Regions from separate parts of the Homo sapiens genome. Here region 2 is linked to region 1. A link is a contact called in ENCODE Hi-C or POLR2A ChIA-PET data. All regions are on one chromosome and are shown on one strand. The core of a region is the stretch at or near the end of the contact, and the rest is flanking DNA. Distances in the headings are between cores, read along the strand shown.

What was found. Hi-C counts contacts between places; a loop is a spot of excess contacts on that map. ChIA-PET counts read pairs that join two places held with the same protein, here RNA polymerase II (POLR2A). Pooled maps may share reads with other maps.
Region 2: a map with no recorded cell type shows a loop between it and region 1 (5-fold over the local background). The contact joins two enhancer-like sites. A Hi-C loop is called at or near these places in 7 of 37 single-sample maps with no recorded cell type and 2 of 50 pooled maps. POLR2A ChIA-PET finds 5 or more read pairs at or near these places in 1 of 52 experiments (A549).

Annotation. Positions count from the first base shown.
Region 1 is chr6:37,556,990-37,562,506 of GRCh38, forward strand. No RefSeq gene overlaps it. Among named protein-coding and RNA genes, the nearest start is that of MIR4462, 4.3 kb to the left of the region's middle. RefSeq lists enhancers at 130-339, 4,685-4,854, 5,175-5,384. Within about 2 kb of position 3,147, at least 2 of the 41 ENCODE cell types and tissues checked have a DNase peak (open chromatin) inside an H3K27ac peak, as active enhancers do.
Region 2 is chr6:37,838,923-37,844,103 of GRCh38, forward strand. The region is part of intron 1 of ZFAND3 (zinc finger AN1-type containing 3); the gene reads left to right. Among named protein-coding and RNA genes, the nearest start is that of ZFAND3, 22 kb to the left of the region's middle. Within about 2 kb of position 1,454, at least 2 of the 41 ENCODE cell types and tissues checked have a DNase peak (open chromatin) inside an H3K27ac peak, as active enhancers do.

The DNA of each region.
Region 1 (5,517 bases), core at 1,897-4,396:
GCGCTGGACTGTGACTGAGCAGGAAATGAACTTTCACAGGCTGAGCCACTGAGATGGGGCTAGCCTCTTACAGCAGTGGCTTTACCTCTTCTTTTTTCCATCCCTCCCTGGCAACTGTCTTGATCCCCGTCCGGCTGTCCAGGCCTCATGATCTGGAGGGAGGGCGTCCCGTTCCCTCTGACCTAGGCCCTTGCCCTGACTCCACGGTGGGCCAGATGCGACCATCTTGGCCATCAGGCTCAGGGCAGACTGGGGCCTTCTTTCCAGGTGCCAAGCGCAGTCCCCACCTCAGTGGATGCTGACAGGACGCTCTGGTGGCCCAGGAGGTCTTGCTTAGTCATACGATCCTCTGTGGATTAGTGTATGGGGACCCAAGCCACATGGGACTTTAGAAATCCCCCTTTCCCTCAGGAGCACCCGGGGAAAGAGAAGCTACCATCCGTCAGTGCAGTTAGCCTCGGCCCCACATCCTCTCTGACCCTGGCTTTTGTCTTCCGGGGGCTCTGTGGGCCTCCTTGTGCAGCCTCCCCATGGTGCTGGGCTGGGGCCTCCTGCATTTTCATGGTTTCTGTGACCCTGCCTTCTCCCAAGGCCTCCCTTAACCTCTGCCTTGCTTCCCCTGACCTTTCCCTACCTCTCCCTGACTTCTCAGCTCTGTTCCCTGCAGCCCGCTCCAGGTCCTCCCTAGGGGATGCTGTGGCACAGACGCCTATGTCTTCCTCCGAATAGAAGCACAGCCAGAGACTCAAAGAGGTCATCTCCAGGGGTGAGCTTTCTCTTTGCCTCTGTCTTAGCAGAACATGAAGTCCCTGGAGGGAGACCATGGCAAATCGGATAAAAATCTCTCTGTGGCAGATTCACTTTCCTGGGATTAGCCCGACTCTCACGCTGGCCCTCCCCAGATGGACTCTGCCCTGAGTCATTGGTACCTGATGGCAGAGTGGGCGGCAGCTTTCCTCCCCTGATCTTCTCTCCCAGTCCCTGCCTCATCACCCTGAGTCCTCAGCACACTCTCTACCCCTGAGCCCACCCTCTCCCAACTTGAAGCTCCCGATCCTCTGCCACCAAACCATGACCCTGCCCTTCCTTCTGAACTCTGAGTGGCATTAATTGCCTCAAAACATTTCTTAGGCTAATCTCCCAGACTCTGGTCCCTGTACTCTTCTTTTGACAAGGCGAGGGCTCAGCTCCAATTATCCTGAGGCGGTGTTGAGGGGGTGGACATTGGAACAACTCTTCTGCCTCTAATCAGCTACCTGAGCAGCACAGGTGAGTGATTCACCTGAAGATTCTAAGCCAGCAGCATAGCCTCTGCTCTAAGGGACCTCATGCAGGAAACAGACAGACAAGGGCCGTGAAGTATTCTGGTACATGTGGTACTGTGAGGCCCAAAGGAGAATGGCCAGTTTCACTGGGGAGGGGCCGGGCTCAGCAAAAACCTCACTAAGAAGAGGGAGCATGGAGCTAAGTCTTGAAGGATGGCTAGGTGTTCAGTAAATGGAGGAGACAGCGGTGGGGAGGGTGTTTCAGACAGACGGCACAGCCACTGCAAGGCCCTGGAGGGAGCATTGAGTCCCACACATGGAAGGGCCAGAGGGAGGAGATGGGGAACAGACAGGGTGAGAGGGCCTTGCCTCCCTGCTGAGGGGTCTGGCCTTTATCCTGAGGGTGGTGGGAGCTGCTGAGGGAGTTAACCCAAGGAGTGACCTGATCAGATTCGTTGGTTTCCTCTGCCCCGAGGTCTTCTTACTTCTATCCCAACAACTGAGCTAGCCTCCCGCCCCCAGCTCGGGCCGGCACACCGTAGGTGCCCAGCATGAGTGCGTGGACACCACTCGTGTCTCTCACCATTGTCCCTAAAATCAAGCCCACAGTCCATGGAGGCTTGCCCTGCCAGCTCCTGAACAGCCGGCTGACCCACTCCGACGCCGCGGGCTCACCTTGGAGTAGTGCCCAAGCTGGGTGTCGCTTTATGAATTGGGCTGTTTTTGCCACCTGGGCTGGTGTCCCCACTCCCCACCCCATGCCACCCCCACTTTTCCTCTTACCTGGCTCTTTCTCATCTGGAAGGTCTTGGCCACAGTATCACCTACTTGGAGAGACTTTCCTGAGTGTAAAGAAGCCCCCACCGCCAAGATTCTCCCACGATGACGCCCTTTTACTTTGTAGCACCGAACCTGGTTTGTTGTTATATAATTGTGGTTTGTTTGTGGTCTGTCTCCTCCATTAGGCTAAAACCTACAGGGCACATGGCTTTTGTCTTCCACTGTGTCTTGGGGCCTGGCACAGGGTAGGGTACCAGGACCATGTGTTGAAGGAATGAATGAGGCTCAAACCTCTGCTCAGACTCAGGGCTCCTTAAAGATAGGAATCTACCTCCGTTTTCAGCCTGGGCCCCCTTCATCCCCTGCACAGGGCAGGGACTGCTTCCGCCCCTCTCCCCTTTCTCCTAGGGTCCCTTTGCTGCAGGCAGAGCTGGAGCTGGAGCAGAAGTGTGGCTGAGGCCACTGAGGAAGCATTCACAGCTCAGACCTGCAGCCTCCTCCGACCACAGAGCTAATGCTGTGGAGCTGACCACTTGGCACCAGAGATCTCCAGGGAAACCCTGCCAGCGCCCTGAGCTTATGGCCTGGCCTTAAACCTGCACCACTGGCTTCAAAAGTGCCACATCCTCTCCCTATCTTTAAAGATAGCACAGCACCTGCCTTCATGAATCCATTTCAGTGAAAGCGGGGCTTAAAAACCAGAGCTGTACAGCAACATACACACACACCCTAAACACATCCCCACTTCTACCTTCCATCTTTTCTCTTTCTGCATTCATTCCTCTGGCCCAGTCTCTGTGTCTCTGTTCCACTTATTTCTGTCTCTGTCAATCTGTGTCTCTTTCCATCTGCCTCTGTCCCTCGCTGCGTCTCTGCTTCTCTCTGCCACATTTTGTGTTTCTTTTCTGTCTCTGTCCGCTTGTGAGTGTTATTCTACATCTCATGCCCTCTCTGAGTTTTTGTTCATGTCTGCCTTCTCCTGTCACCCCCAAGGGCCCTGAGGTCCCCCCTCCCCTCATTCCTCCCTTCCCCCGTAGCAGCCACCTCTCTGGGTGCCACTAGCTCACGCTTAGCTCTTCAGGCAATCGTAGAAAGAAGAAAGGGAGGAGGATGCTAGCGGGGAGCTTGAAGCAAGTGGTGGGGCAGCAGTGAGAAGTAGAAGTAGCACTGAATAAATACGCAGCTGTCTCTTTTATCTCTTCTTGGCAGGAGGCAGAAGCTGGGGCAGGGGAGGCTCAGACGAATGGGCAGGGAGGGAGATGGATGATGGGGCCCAGAGTGAGACGGGGAGACTCAGGGCAGCCGACAGGACTGAAATGAAGGGGGATGTAAGTTTCCACAACCTCTGGCTCCTGGCAGGAGACTTTCCACCCTGATTACTAGGGACAGGGAATTGTTTAGGAGTCCAGGACACAAAAGGATAAAATAAGGAGACCGTGGGAAGAGCAGTAAGTGTGTGTGTGTGTGTGTGTGTGTGTGTGTGTGTGTGTGCGTGCGCACGCGCGCGCCCTACTCACTAGTCGCTAGTGCTATTTGCTAAATATTTCTGGGTCTCCTCTTCCGAATTGCACTCCCTGGCCCCCTTGTGGTTGGATGGGGCCATATGACCAGTTCTGGCCAATGGGCAGAAGAGAAAGTGTCACTTCCCGGCAGAAGAATGTAATTGCCAATGCAACATCTTCCAGAGGTCTTTCTTTCCCTCTGGCACTATGACCAGCAAGCTTTGAGCTAGTGGCTTCTCCATCAGTCTGGGCCTTGGGGTGATATGATGTGCAGAAGCTGTGACTGGCATGTCGCGTGAGCAAGAAGCAAGCCCTTTGGTTTTAAGCAGTAGAGGTTTTGGAGTTATTTGTTAATGAAGCATAGCCTTGCCTATCCTGACTGATGCAGTATACATGCCTGTGATTGTGTAGGTGTCTGTATGGAGTGTAAAGTGTCCAGGGATGTGTGTTTAAGCATGTGTATGTGCCAATATTTATTTAATACATATAGAAGCACGTGTGTTTAGAGGTTGTGTGTGTGAATACAAGTCTTGGTATTTTTGGTCCACACCCAGCAAATGGTGAAGAAGGAAAGTTTCCCTCTGCTGCTGTCTTACCTCCTGTTTGAGGTAGACACACAAAGGGCCAGATCTTGGGTCCCGCTTGCCTCCTAACCACCCGCCCAGCTTTAATCTCCACGTCTTCTCTTCTTCCTGGCAGCTGCTACCCTCTTCCCTGAGTGTTCCTGGGGTGGCTACTGCTTTTGGCTGCCTGGCACAATTTCCCTCTCTCCTAGCCCCAGGCAGAGTGACTGGTTCTGGGTTAGGTGTGTGGCCAGGGCCAGACCACTCAGACACCTTCCCCAGGATTTTGCTGCTGGAGCAAGCAGGGAAGTGGAGCGCACCTTCCCTTTGGGGTGATAGACACAGGAAGGGGTGAGATGTGCAGCTGTCCTTGCCATGGAGGGATGAGTGGCCAGGCCGAAAGAAGCAGAGCTGAGAGAAAGGAACAAGATGTTTTAGATCCAGTGCCACCTGGTCTCAATAATGACATGGGCCAGTGTGTTTGCTTGCTCTCCAAGGCTGTGGTGGACTTGTCTCTGGGAGGAGGGACAGAAGGGACTTGATCGGGAGGACAGAGGCCCATCCTCTGCTTCCTCCCGAAAAGGCTGCAGAACAGCCTAAAGCCAGGGGGTGGGTCTTTCAGGCCCAGAAAGGGGAGTGTCTCTCTGCCAAGGACCAGGGCAACAGTCCAAAACAGAGACACACAGCCCAGCCCAGGCCTGAGTGGTGGCTGGAGGGTATGGAGGTGTGAGAAGAGACCCCCATAGTCAGAGAGAAGATTCAGAAGCAGTTTCTGGAATGGACTGGGATCCCACCACTGGGGCCGTCCCAAATCTCCCTTAGCCAAAGTTTGGAGCCCAGCAGCCTGGGCTGCAATCTTGCTAAGTGATGTGAGCACCTTATTTAATCCCTGTGCCTCTGTCTCCTCTGTGATGATACTAGTGTAAATTTCACAGCATACTTCTGAGAATTAAATGAACGGATTCACATTAGTGCTCAGAACAGTGCCTAGTATATAGTGAGCAGCTGACATCGGCTATTATGATTTCCTAAACCAATGTGAATTGGGTTTTTGTTACTGGCAACTGAAATGGTCCTGGTTATTAATAATTCTCTCTTCCCAGGCTGATCAGCCAAGAAGCACCTGGTTTCACTACTTCTTTTTCTTCTGGTTCAGAAACAGAAGCAGAAATCCCCTTTAGATTTTCACCGAGTCTTTTGTCCTTCAATGGTAACTTTTACAGAGGGCGGTAAAACAACGCAATGGGAATTCCACTCAAGCAGAAACAACTGCAGAAAGCCTGGGTTGGGGCTTTCTGGGACTTCTATTAGGTGAGAATGTCCCAGGCCAGCTCTCCCCTACCCCTCCCAACCTGGGGTGGTTCTAGGAGGGTGCTGGGGGTCAGGCAGGCCTGGGTGGGAATCCTG
Region 2 (5,181 bases), core at 204-2,703, 280 kb after region 1:
CATTCCCACCAGCAATGTATGAAGACTCCAGTTTCTTCACATCTTTGCCAATACTTGTCATTGCTGCTCTTTTTGATTATAGCCAACCCTGTGGCATCTCCATTGTGTTTTGATTTGCATTTCCTTAATGACTGATGATGTTGAGTATCATTAAATATGCCCATTGACCATTTGTGTATCTACTTTGGAACAATGTCTGTTTAAATATTTTGCATGTTTTAAAATTGAGTTGTATGCCTTTTTACTTGTAAGTTGTAAAATTTCTTTTTTTTTTTTGAGACAGAGTCTTACTCTGTCGCCCAGGCTGGAGTGCAGTGGCGCGATCTCAGCTCACTGCAACCTCCGCCTCCCAGGTTCAAGCGATTCTCCTGCCTCAGCTTCCCGGGTAGCTGGGACTACAGACGCGTGCCACCATGCCTAGCTAATTTTTTGTATTTTTAGTAGAGACGGGGTTTCACCGTGTTAGCTGGGATGGTCTCGATCTCCTGACCTCAAGTGATCTGCCTGCCTTGGCCTCCCAAAATGCTGGGATAACAGGCGTGAGCCACCGTGCCCGGCCAGTTATTTTTTTATTTTTTATTTTTTGTTGTTGTTGTTTTGTTTTTTTTTTTGAGATGGAGTCTCGCTCTGTCGCCAGGCTGGAGTGCAGTGGCGCGATCTCAGCTCTCTGCAAGCTCTGCCTCCCGGGTTCAAGTGATTCTCCTGCCTCAGCCTCCCGAGTAGCTGGGACTACAGGCGTGTGCCATTACACCTGGGTAATTTTTGTATTTTTAGTAGAGACGGGGTGTCACCATGCTGGCCAGGATGACCTCGATCTCTTGACCTCGTGATCCACCTGCCTCCGCCTCCCAAAGTGCTGGGATTACAGGCTTGAGCCACCGCACCCGGCCATAAGTTGTAAAATTTATGTATTCTGGTTACTAGTTATTTATCAGATACAGGATTTGCAAATTTTTTTCCCATTTTGTAGGTGGTGGTTTCACGTTTTTTGGGGATGTGTCCTTTAGAGCACAAAAGTTTTAATTTTGATGAATTCTTATTTATCTTTTTGTTGTTTTTGCTTGTGCTTTTGGTATATCTGAGAAAACTTTACCTAATTCAAGGTCACAAATATTTACACTATGTTTTCTCTAATAGTTTTACAGTTTTAGCTCTTATTTTACATTTAAGTTGGTTATCTATTTTTTTTTTTGAGATGGAGTTTCGCTCTTGTTGCCCAAGCTGGAGTGCAGTGGCGCGATCTCGGCTCAGTGCAACCTCTGCCTTCTGGGTTCAAGCGATTCTCCTGCCTCAGCCCCCAAAATAGCTGGGCCTACAGGGACCCACCACCTTGCCTGGCTAATTTTTTGTATTTTTGGTAGAGATGGGGTTTCACCATGTTGCTCAGGCTGGTCTTGAACTCTTGAGCTCAAGCAATCCGCCTGCTTCAGGCTCCCAAAGTGCTGGGATTACAGACATGCGCCACCGCGCCTGGCCAATTTTATTTCATTAATTTCTGTCTTTATGCCAATGTCACACTGTCTTGAGTACTTCCTTTGTAATAGGTTTTGAAACCAGGAATTGTGTGACTTCTACAATTTCATTCTTCTTTATCAAGCATGTTTTGGCTGTTTTGGGTCCTTTGAAATTACATATGAATTTCATCAGCTTGTCAGCTTGTCAGCTTGATCAGCTTGTCAGCTTCTGCAAAAAAGCCAGCTTGGAGTTTGGTAGGGGTTGCATTGCATCTCCAGATGAATTTGGGGAATGTCTCCATATTAACAATATTTAGTCTTCCTATCCTTGAACATGGGATATATTTTCATTTATCTGTCTTCAGTTCTTTCAACAACATTTTGTAGTTTTCACTGTACAATGATCTGGTCTTTTGCTTTCCAAAACCAGAAACTCTTTTTTAAGTTGAAGGTTTCTTAAGACTTTTGGGGAGGCAGTTCTGCTAAACAAACAGAAAAGAGAACATTTGGTTAGAAAAAACAGAGATAACAGGAAGATTAATTATTTTAATAATAAAGCAAGGAACCAATTTATTAAAATTTTTTAGAATATGCTTTGTAACCATAATGCTTGAATCTGTTATACATTTGTCTCAGACTGGAAGTTCCCCTTTGTGACTTCAAGATACTTGAGAAACAATCAGTAATCAGTTAATGGGTTGCTGGGTTATAGAAAAATCAACACAGAGGAAATTTAGAGATCTTGAGTAAATATTTCACTTTAGTTATGAAAGAGGGTAATGAATGAAAGAGGGTATTTTAAGAAGGGTTTCCGAATAAGTTTCAGTTCTTTGAGTAATAACTTTATGGAAAGAGAGACTATTTCTCTAGTGTCTGATTTTCTCCTCCCCCATAACATTTTATCATGAGAAATCAAGAATTGTACATCCATTTATTTACTACCTAGATTCTGTAATATTTTGCTTTATTTGCTTTCCATCCTTCTATCCATCTATTAATCTTATTTTTTATTTTCCAAGTAAATTGTAGACTCAATACATTTACCCTTCTGTACTTCAGCATGCATATCATTAACTAGAGTTTAACATTTGTTTTTAAGTTTTTGTTTTGTTTTGTTTTGTTTTTGAGATGGAGCCTGGCTCTGTTGCCCAGGCTGGAGTGCGGTGGCGCGAACTTGGCTCACTGCAAGCTCTGCCTCCCGGGTTCACGCCATTCCCCTGCCTCAGCCTCCCGAGTAGCTGGGGCTACAGGGCCTGCCACCATGCCCGGCTAATTTTTTTGTATTTTTATTAGAGACGGGGTTTCACTGTGTTAGCCAGGATGGTCTCGATCTCCTCACCTTGTGATCCACCAGCCTCGGCCCCCCAAAGCGCTGGGATTACAGGCGTGAGCCACCGTGCCCAGCCTGTTTTTAAGTTTTGAAGTACAATTTATATACAGTGAAAAATACATCTCTCAAGCATAGTATTCAGTGAGTTTTGACAAATGCACATACCTGTATGTCTTAGTTTGGGCTACTATAACAAAATACTTGGGTAATTTATAAACAGTGTAAATTTATTGCTCATAGTTCTGGAGGGCAAGGTCAAGGTACTGGCAGATTCAGTGTCCGATGAGGGCCCATTCCTTATAGGCGGCACCTTGTTGCTGTGTCCTTATGTGGCGGAAGGGTCTAAGGTGCTCCCTTCATCCTCTTTTATAAAGGTACTAATTCCATTGATGAGGGCGATGCCTTAATAACTTAGTTACCTCCCAGAAGCCCCACTTCTTTATACTATCACATTCGGTATTCGGTTCCAACAAATGAATTTTGGGGAGGACACCGACATTGAGACTGTGGTACTCTGTAACCCAAACCTTTACCAGGAGATATACTATGTAATGCTACTCTCGCTCCAGAAAGGTTCCTCATGTCCCTTCCTAGTCAGGCTGGTCCCTTCTGCTGTTTCTCGTACCCTATCAGGCAGCCATGGTCCTGATTTTTTTCCCCATCATAGATTAGTTTTGCCTGTTTTGAAAGTCGTATAAATGGAGTCATATGCTGTGTACATTATATACTCTTTGACACAGTGTAATGTTTTTGATATTTATCAGTGTTGTATGAATAAGTTTGTTCATCTTTATTATTGCATACTTTATATAGTATTATTTCATTGTATAACTATACAACCAGTTTCTCTATTCTCCTGTTTATATATACCCTAATTTGCTTTTTAAATAATAATAATAGTACTATAAAAATCACTTATCAGCAAACACCCTTACTTGACATCAAGAAAAGGACTAGAATAGATTGGAATTTACTTAGATAACTTTATATTCCATCCTTGCTCTTTTAGTTGCCTTAATTTTATTTTTAGAGTTTGGGAGATACCCTGGCCCTATGAGCATCCCAATGTTAAATAATCTCATTCATTATGTTGTGATTTCTGCTACAGGATGATCTTTTAAATCTTAATTTCTTTCTGGGTGTGGTGGCTCACGCCTGTAATCCCAGCACATTGGGAGGCCGAGGTGGGTGGGTCACTTGAGGTCTGGAGTTTGATACCAGCCTGGCCAACATAGCAAAACCCCGTGTCTACTAAAAATACAAAAATTAGCCAGGCGTGGTGGTGTGTGCCTGTAATCCCAGCTGCTCAGGAGGTTGAGGCACAAGAATTGCTTGAACCCAGGAGGCGGAGGTTCCAGTGAGCTGAGATTGTGCCACTGCACTCCAGCCTGAGCAACAGAGTGAAACTGTTTCACAAAAAAAAAAAAAAAAAATCTTAATTTCTTAAGCCCACTGTGCCTTGACTATTCAGGTGATTTTGTTTCTTTAAGTGTTCCTGGCTGAGTGTGGTAGCTCATGCCTGTAATCCCAGCACTTTGGGAGGCTGAGGCAGGTGGATCACGAGGTAAGGAGATTGAGACCATCCTGGCTAACACGGTGAAACCCCATCTCTACTAAAAAATACAAAAAAATTAGCTGGGTGTGGTGGCGGGCACCTGTAGTCCCAGCTACTTGGGAGGCTGAGGCGGGAGAATGGCTTGAACCCGGGAGGCGGAGCTTGCAGAGAACCGAGATCGTGCCACTGCACTCCAGCCTGGGTGACAGAGTGAGACTCCGTCTCAAAAAAAAAAAAAAATGTGTTCCTGTCTTTGCTTGTTATACAGTTTTGTAAAATCCTATCTGTTTCTGTTTCTCTGAAGCTGAAATCAGATCTGAGAGCTAATAGGAGAATTTTGTTTTGAGAACTATGCGGTCCACATTATTCCTGTTTAGAGACCAGTGTTTGCTTAATGGCTTGGGCCTGTTTTTGCAATTACTCAGCATTTTCCTCACTAAAAAACCTTTAATATACTCAACAATCATTGGTAAATGAGACCTCTTTTTCTTTTCTAGCTGAGACATTGCATATTCTTTTAACATTTCCAACACTGATAGTTTTCTGTCCTTGTGTATCCTTGTAGTTTCTAAAAAAAAAAAAAGCTAATTTGAACATATTCTCAAAGTTAATAAATACTAACAAATGCTGAATACAATAAGATTATTTTTTTTCTATTGTTTTCTTTTTTTGGGGGGACAGAGTCTCACTTTGTTGCCCAGGCTGGAGTGCAATGGTGTGATCTTGGCTCACTGTCACCTCCACCCCTTGGGCTCAATTGATCCTCCCACCTCAGCTTCCTGAGCAGCTGGGACCACAAGACCACCACGCCTGGCTTTTTTTCTTTTTTTCTTTTCTTTTTT